2 separate regions of the Homo sapiens genome follow, and region 2 is linked to region 1. Evidence: chromatin contacts called from ENCODE Hi-C or POLR2A ChIA-PET data. All regions are on one chromosome and are shown on one strand. Each heading gives the region's core, a stretch centred on a gene start or an enhancer-like site at or near the end of the contact. The rest is flanking DNA. Distances are from core to core; before and after follow the strand shown. Region 1 has its middle 130 kb from the start of LINC02533. Region 2 overlaps LOC105374894 (a long non-coding RNA gene).

Region 1 (3,110 bases), core at 524-3,023:
AAAAGGGATATTTTTTTTTCCCAGAAAGAAAGAGGTCATTTTTCTTTTTTCAAGTTTATGGAGAGCACTGTATTTAAACTGTCTTCTGAGTTTCCTGGCCGCATATCTAGGGAATAAGAGCAGTTTCCCAAGGATAGAAACGAAACAGTACTTCCTTTGTTCTACTTCTACTTGATGGGGGACACCCAGGAACTTCAGATGCTTTCAGTGGAGCTGGCAAGTCCCCATGGGGAGCCTGTTACGTGCCCGGCAGCCCTGTCTTCATCCACTGTTGTGCTCAGTTCCTGTTGGGAATCACTCTGTGGTGTGTCAGGTACTGCCAACACCAAAGTGCTGGGCTCAGCTATGGAGGCACCTGTAAACATCAGCATGCTGGCCACCACCCCCACCTCAGGATGCCCCCAACTCTGGGAGCATTACAGGTCTGTAATCAGCACCATAGAGTGTTAGAAACGGGTCTGGCTAGGGACATAAAAGAGGATTGCCAGACTAGGGACAGTTGTGACCAGAAGCAATAAACCTCCAGTGCCAGCAATTAGTTCATGGTTTTCTTCCACCCCACTTGCTGCATGGGAGCAAATGTGAGAAAGGCAGATGGCAGGGTTGGAGGTCAACTGGGCGAGCACAGCTGGACCAGGGAGGGAGGGAAGTTGCAGTGTTGTGTTGAAAGGGCCAAAGAACCCAGATGCGGAAGGAAGGAAGGAAGGAATGATGGAAGGAAGGAAGAAAGGAAGGGAGGGAGGGAGGAAGGAAAGCCAGGAGTGTTGTGTCAGAATGAAAGCATCTGTGAGGAGTGAGCCTGGAGTTGAAGAACTGGTTTAGTGAGAAGGAGGGCGTGGGAGAGGTGGAGAGGCCCTTGGGGTGAGAGATTTTATTTGTCATGGTTTAGATGCCCCAGATCAGAGAGGTGAATTTCACATATGAAGTATTGAGGTTTTAAGATGAAAAGTCAGCACATCAATACATACTTTGTATCTCCTTAGAATGTAATGTGGCACATATACACCATGGAATACTATGCAGCCATAAAAAATGATGAGTTCATATCCTTTGTAGGGACATGGATGAAATTGGAAATCATCATTCTCAGTAAACTATCGCAAGGACAAAAAACCAAACACCGCATGTTCTCACTCATGGGTGGGAATTGAACCATGAGAACACATGGACACAGGAAGGGGAACATCACACTCTGGGGCCTGTTGTGGGGTGGGGGGAGGGGGGAGGGATAGCATTAGGAGATATACCTAATGCTAAATGACGAGTTAATGGGTGCAGCACACCAACATGGCACATGTATACATAGGTAACTAACCTGCACATTGTGCACATGTACCCTAAAACTTAAAGTATAATAATAATAAAAAAGAATATTTACTTTTTTGAGGTGTGCTCCAAAAACCACCCCCAGCATCTTAGGCTCTGGCTGACTGCTGCTCACCTGTGACCATCTCTAAGTCTGAATCCACATGGCTACACCGTCATGTTATCTGCAGTGCTGTTACTAAAAATGAGATCCTTTTCCTCATGTCCAAATCAGGGCTTCATCTGGATGGGGTCCCAGCTCTGGCACAGGCCAATGGCAGGAGAGTTCAGGGATGGGCACACCTGGCCGGCTGAGGGGAGCCTACAGCCAGGCTGGCCTCCCCAGCCTCTTCAAGTGCAGGGCCTGGCGAAGGCCTGCCCTCTTGGCACCTGTCCTGTTGGTCCTGGGACAGAGCCCACAGCTTGGGATAGTCCTGTGGGAGGGGGAGGTTGAGTCACTTTGCATCACATTCATGTCTCTGCAAATGCTGAGTCACCCTGGATGCAGAGCGAGAGGATGCTGTGGCTGCCTGCCGGGAACGTCTGAACTGGGCAGCCCTTTGCCATTGGCAGGAATGAGTGGGCGTGACGCATTCTCTCCAGTTCTGTGCCTTAGTCACCAAGGTCACTAGATTATGTGTGTCATGCGAGGGAGGCGCATAAAGGGCTGGGAAAGGTGGCAGGCTGCGGTGGGGGAGAGAGAAGGGCAGGAGCAGGCTTGTGTTTCAGATCTCAGCTTTCCTTAGCAAAGGGAGCTTCAGCTTTTCCACGCCCTCTCTGTGTATTCTTTAATTTTCCGGTCTCCCCTTAAGATGACTTTGCAGTTAATCAGGCTTGAATCTTCACGGTCTCTTGTTGCTACAGGATGAAGTTTCAGTTCTTAGCCTGGCATTTAAGGGTCTACAATTTGGTGGCCCAGCCATCATGTCCTGGGAACAGCTCTGGCCCTGGAGAGGAAGCCTCTCGAGGCTGTCACAGTTTGGTTCTTCTTTCCCAGGACAATCCTCCACTGCTCTCCTGGCCAGCTGCCTCCTCCAGCCAGCCGGCCCTCTCCCTCCCTGCTCTTCCCAAGTCCCAGGCTCAAAGTGCGGCTCACATCCCTCCTTTCCCTGAGCCTTCCCAGACAGCCAGCCCCACAGTGGCCTCCTTCCATTCTCAAAGCCTTTGGTGGCACTTCATGGCAGAGCCAGGGTAGAAAACAGGGACGATGAGACTTACAAATCTGAGCTCAAATTCCAGATCCTTCTCTGACTTGCAGTGTGATCTTGTGCAAGACACAAAACCTCCTGGCCCTTAGATTTCTTCTTCTGCTACAAATGATCAGAGGTTCATGAGGGAAATGGAACTTAGTGTCTGAGTGCTGGGCACAAGGTAAGGACTCAATCAGTGCTGGCCCCGCCTCTTTTGCTCTCACCGCCTCTTACTTTTTTATGACTTCTTTAGCATCCATTATATCCATGTATGTTTATATTTAAAGTTATTTTATTATGTGTGTGTATACTGATTCCCTAATTGAATTGATTGTGTGTTTTCATTCATTTTTTGAAAGAATTTTTGTGGAGAGTCTATTATGTTCCACAGCTTGTGCCAGACACTAGGGAGTCAAAGGGGGAAAGATGCTGTTCCCAACAGAAAGTCTGGTCTTATACTTCTTTGTAAAGTCACCATAAATATTCTTTAGTGACAGGTAGAGTGAAAATAAACAAAATATTTTCCACATAGTGATAAGTATAATAGATGCCAAATAAATATTTGTTGAGTTTTAGCTTTGGAGTTTTAGATGAAAAGTGTGAAATGCCTTCATG
Region 2 (3,499 bases), core at 97-2,596, 100 kb after region 1:
GATAAAGAACTGAGTGGGGGCTAGCAAAGGTAAGTGGGATGTGGATGGGAAGAGGGAAGGCCTTCTCAGGTAGAGAAAGCAACAGGAGCATAGTCTTAGGGGTAGAAACGACGAAACAGAATGGATGTGGAGTATTAAAAGGCAGGGCCAGCTGGTTGTTAAGAGGAGTCATTCCTTCAACCGGCAAAGACTCACAGAGCACCTCCTTACCAGACACTGCAGACACACAGGGAGGAAGATGGCTCAGCTCTGGCCCTCACAGGGAGCTCACAGAAGCGGACAAGAGGTTAAATGAGAATTGGGATTGTGAGGAGGGCTGGGAAGAGGAGGTGCAGAACATCACGAAGTTTCTAATGGGGTCCAACCTGGTCTGGGAAACAGGAAGAGTCGGGGGCCACAGAGGCAACCCTGGTGGGGTCAGGAGAGGGTTTGGAAAGTAGGATTATGGCAGACAGGGGAAGGTCTCAAAAGCCAAGGAGAGGCAACTGCTGTTTGTTCCCCGTGCATTTCACATGGTGGAGCATGAAGCCATCTCATGTAGGGAAACGACTTATTGCTGGTGAGGCCCTGGGAAGATCCGTGTCATGGCCATTTGCAGGCTGGATTTGGACAGAAAGGAAGTGGAAGCGAGGCAGCCAGTTAGGGAGATGCCGAGAGAACCTAAGAGGGGCATTACGCATCCTGCACAGCTGGGCCCGGGTCCCAGGAGGAGGACAAATGCATTCGTGCGGTTGATTTCCTGTGTCTTACCCCTCAGCTGCCAGAGGCTACCTAGGTGTCACTGCTGACATTCCTCCAAGGGAGAGCTTTAGGCTTCCGCAGGGAGAAAATGCCTGTATAAGTTTTAATCGAAAGCAAATATGAGACGATGCTATCATTTTCAAAGTATACTTGCATTTTCCACATATTCATTTCAAGCTAATACCAGCTTTTTCTGTTCTCCTTGCCCTCTTTTTAACACTTTTAATGTTCTTCTATGAGTTTATTACATTCAAACTACTTACAGCAAACCCTAAAACTACAACCAGAGCTGTTCAGATCCTGCCCCATTAGGGAAGGGAGGCCCAGCAGCACAGAGAGGAAATGAAGAGATGGGGTCAGCCCTTAGACTGCCTGGTGATCAGACAGCAACCTCAGGCTGTTTGCTCATATTTATTTCTGTCAGGCCTTTAGAAAACACATGTGTTTTTCGGTAGCTGTTTCCAGGGCTCTCGGTTACAGGGAACATCTGGGATGTGTGAATAAGTCACCTTCAGCAAAACAAAGTACAGCTCCAGTGAGGCCCTGTGTGCAAAAGGCCAGCGGCTGTCAGTTGCCTGCCAATTGGCTGCTCCGTGCAGAGATTCCAGCCCATTCACCAAGGTCTCGCTGAGAAGCCTGTGCCGGGCAGCAGACGCCTTGTGCTCCGAAGGATTTGTTCCTACATGACTTGGAAACAGTTTGTCCCCGTTAGCTCAGTCAGTCTGTGGCTGGTGCCAAGAAGGCCGAGGTTGCAGGTTTGATCCGGGAATGGGTCAATTAGCTTTGCACAGAGGAAAACTTTGTTCCTCTTCACTGACTGCGCCCCAGCCTAGCCGGCATCCGCCAAGTAGGAGCCAAGTGACAATAGCCGTGTTCTTCCCGGGAAAACCAACAGTGAGTTCATCCACTCTGCACCGTGGGTCGGAAATGTCCTCCTCGCCCACTAAGAACATTTTATTGTATTTGCAGACACATCATCTGTAATGCTTTCAGTTCCCCTCCTGGGAGCCACACTGTGAAAACGAAATGCAGTCTCCTTGATGCTTTAGGAAAGCAGCAAGATCCACTGGGTCGATCAAAGCCTTGCACACTGAAGGAGCCTAGATTTGCTTCCCAGTTTTATAGGAGATAACCAGTATTTGATGTGAAGATGTATTTGGGGCCAAGGGAGATTTGGTGTGAATCATTTTAATCAGAGGCTCAAGAAACCTGAACTGGATCTGACCCCACCTGCCTCCGCATGTGAACAGAAGCAAACAGAAAAGGCTGCTACAAATGAGGGTCTTGAACAGCAGATGTTAAAAGCAAGTGCTACTTAGCGATCTCAGAAATACTCGTGGCTACTGAAGTAGCATTTCTCGTCCTCTTACCACAAGATTTGACAAGCGGACTTGACGCTCTTCATTGTAGCCATTCTCTCTCTCTTTTTTTTAGAAGTTTAAAAATGTGTGTGCAATATGCAGTCATGATAGTTAACTTTCAAATGGTTCTCTGTCTACCTACAGGAAAGAGAAGATATTAAATTGTTTCAGAGCCAGATGGGCTGGCGTTGTCTTTGTTTGGCTCAGAGTAAGACACAGCCAGTGAGTTCTCCGCTGAGGCAACGTATGTGAGTGTCACGCAGGGCATATGTGCACACTTAAGCCATGATCACCCCTTAAAGATCTTCTTAGTTGCTACAGCTAAAGCTATGCCCCAAATGCTGTCAGGCTACAGTTTTAGTTGTGTATGGCATCAAGGATAATAAAGGTGTACTGTTTTAACTTGTGTTACTGGCACCTGTAATTCTTCCAATGATATTTCCTATTCTCCAAAATTGATACCCAGCCTTCACCTATCTCATGAAAATACATCTTTCTGGATTCAATCCTGAGGGGTCAGGAGAAGAGTAGGAAGAACAAAAGGGACAAATAAAACACAAAAGCAGGAAAGTTTTTTTTAAAAAATAGTCCATGGCAATCATTAGCATGCCATCTTCATTACTCAGAGAATTTCCAGATGATTGGATGCTCATTTTGGCAATTAAAACTTCTATATCAAAACATCAACAAAAATATCTATAGCCAATGTATCTAAATTAATTAATATTCTTAATGCATTTGAAAAAACATTTGGCTGAGATGATATTCAACAATGTTTGACTTACAAAAATTTTAATTACACGTGGTTCAATTAAATACTAAGACCATTACAAATAAATGGCTCCAAATTTTTAGTAGAAAATACAAACGACTTGAAACATCGAAAAATGTGTAACTTAGCCAGGCACAGTGGCTCATGCATGTAATCCCACAAACTTTTGGGGAGGCCAAAGTGAGATGATCACTTGAGCCCAGGAGTTTGAGACCAGCTTGAGCAACATGGCAAGACCCTGTCTCTACAACAACTTTTTGAAAAATTGGCTGGTGTGGTGGCACATGACTGTAGTTTCAGCTACCCGAGAGGCTGAGGTGGGAGGATCATTTGAGCCCAGGAGTTCAAGGCTGCAGTGAGCTATGATTGCACTACTGCACTCTAGCCTGGGCAACAGAGCAAGATCTTGTTTCTAAAAAGGAAAAAGAGGAAAAGGGGGGAAAGAAAAGGAAAAATGTGTAACTTTACTAATACTCAAATAAATGCAAAAAGAAACACAAAAAAACCAATCCATTTCCAGCTATCATAAATAGCAGGGAAGTTCACAGAGTAGACCGTCCTGTGCTGAGTGTGGGGAAATCTGCTGTCTCCTATAGTGCTGGAAGGGATGTAAATTGGCACAACC

What was found. Hi-C counts contacts between places; a loop is a spot of excess contacts on that map. ChIA-PET counts read pairs that join two places held with the same protein, here RNA polymerase II (POLR2A). Pooled maps may share reads with other maps.
Region 2: a map of heart right ventricle shows a loop between it and region 1 (2.3-fold over the local background). The contact joins two enhancer-like sites. A Hi-C loop is called at or near these places in 10 of 168 maps with a recorded cell type or tissue (PC-3, Right ventricle myocardium inferior, cardiac septum and 6 more) and 16 of 50 pooled maps. POLR2A ChIA-PET finds 5 or more read pairs at or near these places in 1 of 52 experiments (AG04450).

Annotation. Positions count from the first base shown.
Region 1 is chr6:4,356,963-4,360,072 of GRCh38, forward strand. No RefSeq gene overlaps it. Among named protein-coding and RNA genes, the nearest start is that of LINC02533, 130 kb to the right of the region's middle. RefSeq lists enhancers at 1,337-2,088, 1,366-2,565, 1,386-2,734. Within about 2 kb of position 1,774, at least 18 of the 41 ENCODE cell types and tissues checked have a DNase peak (open chromatin) inside an H3K27ac peak, as active enhancers do; they include gastrocnemius medialis, heart left ventricle and heart right ventricle, where a contact is called at or near this core.
Region 2 is chr6:4,459,530-4,463,028 of GRCh38, forward strand. The region is part of intron 2 of LOC105374894 (a long non-coding RNA gene); the gene reads right to left. The region is part of intron 2 of LOC107986561 (a long non-coding RNA gene); the gene reads left to right. Among named protein-coding and RNA genes, the nearest start is that of LINC02533, 28 kb to the right of the region's middle. Within about 2 kb of position 1,347, at least 13 of the 41 ENCODE cell types and tissues checked have a DNase peak (open chromatin) inside an H3K27ac peak, as active enhancers do; they include gastrocnemius medialis, heart left ventricle and heart right ventricle, where a contact is called at or near this core.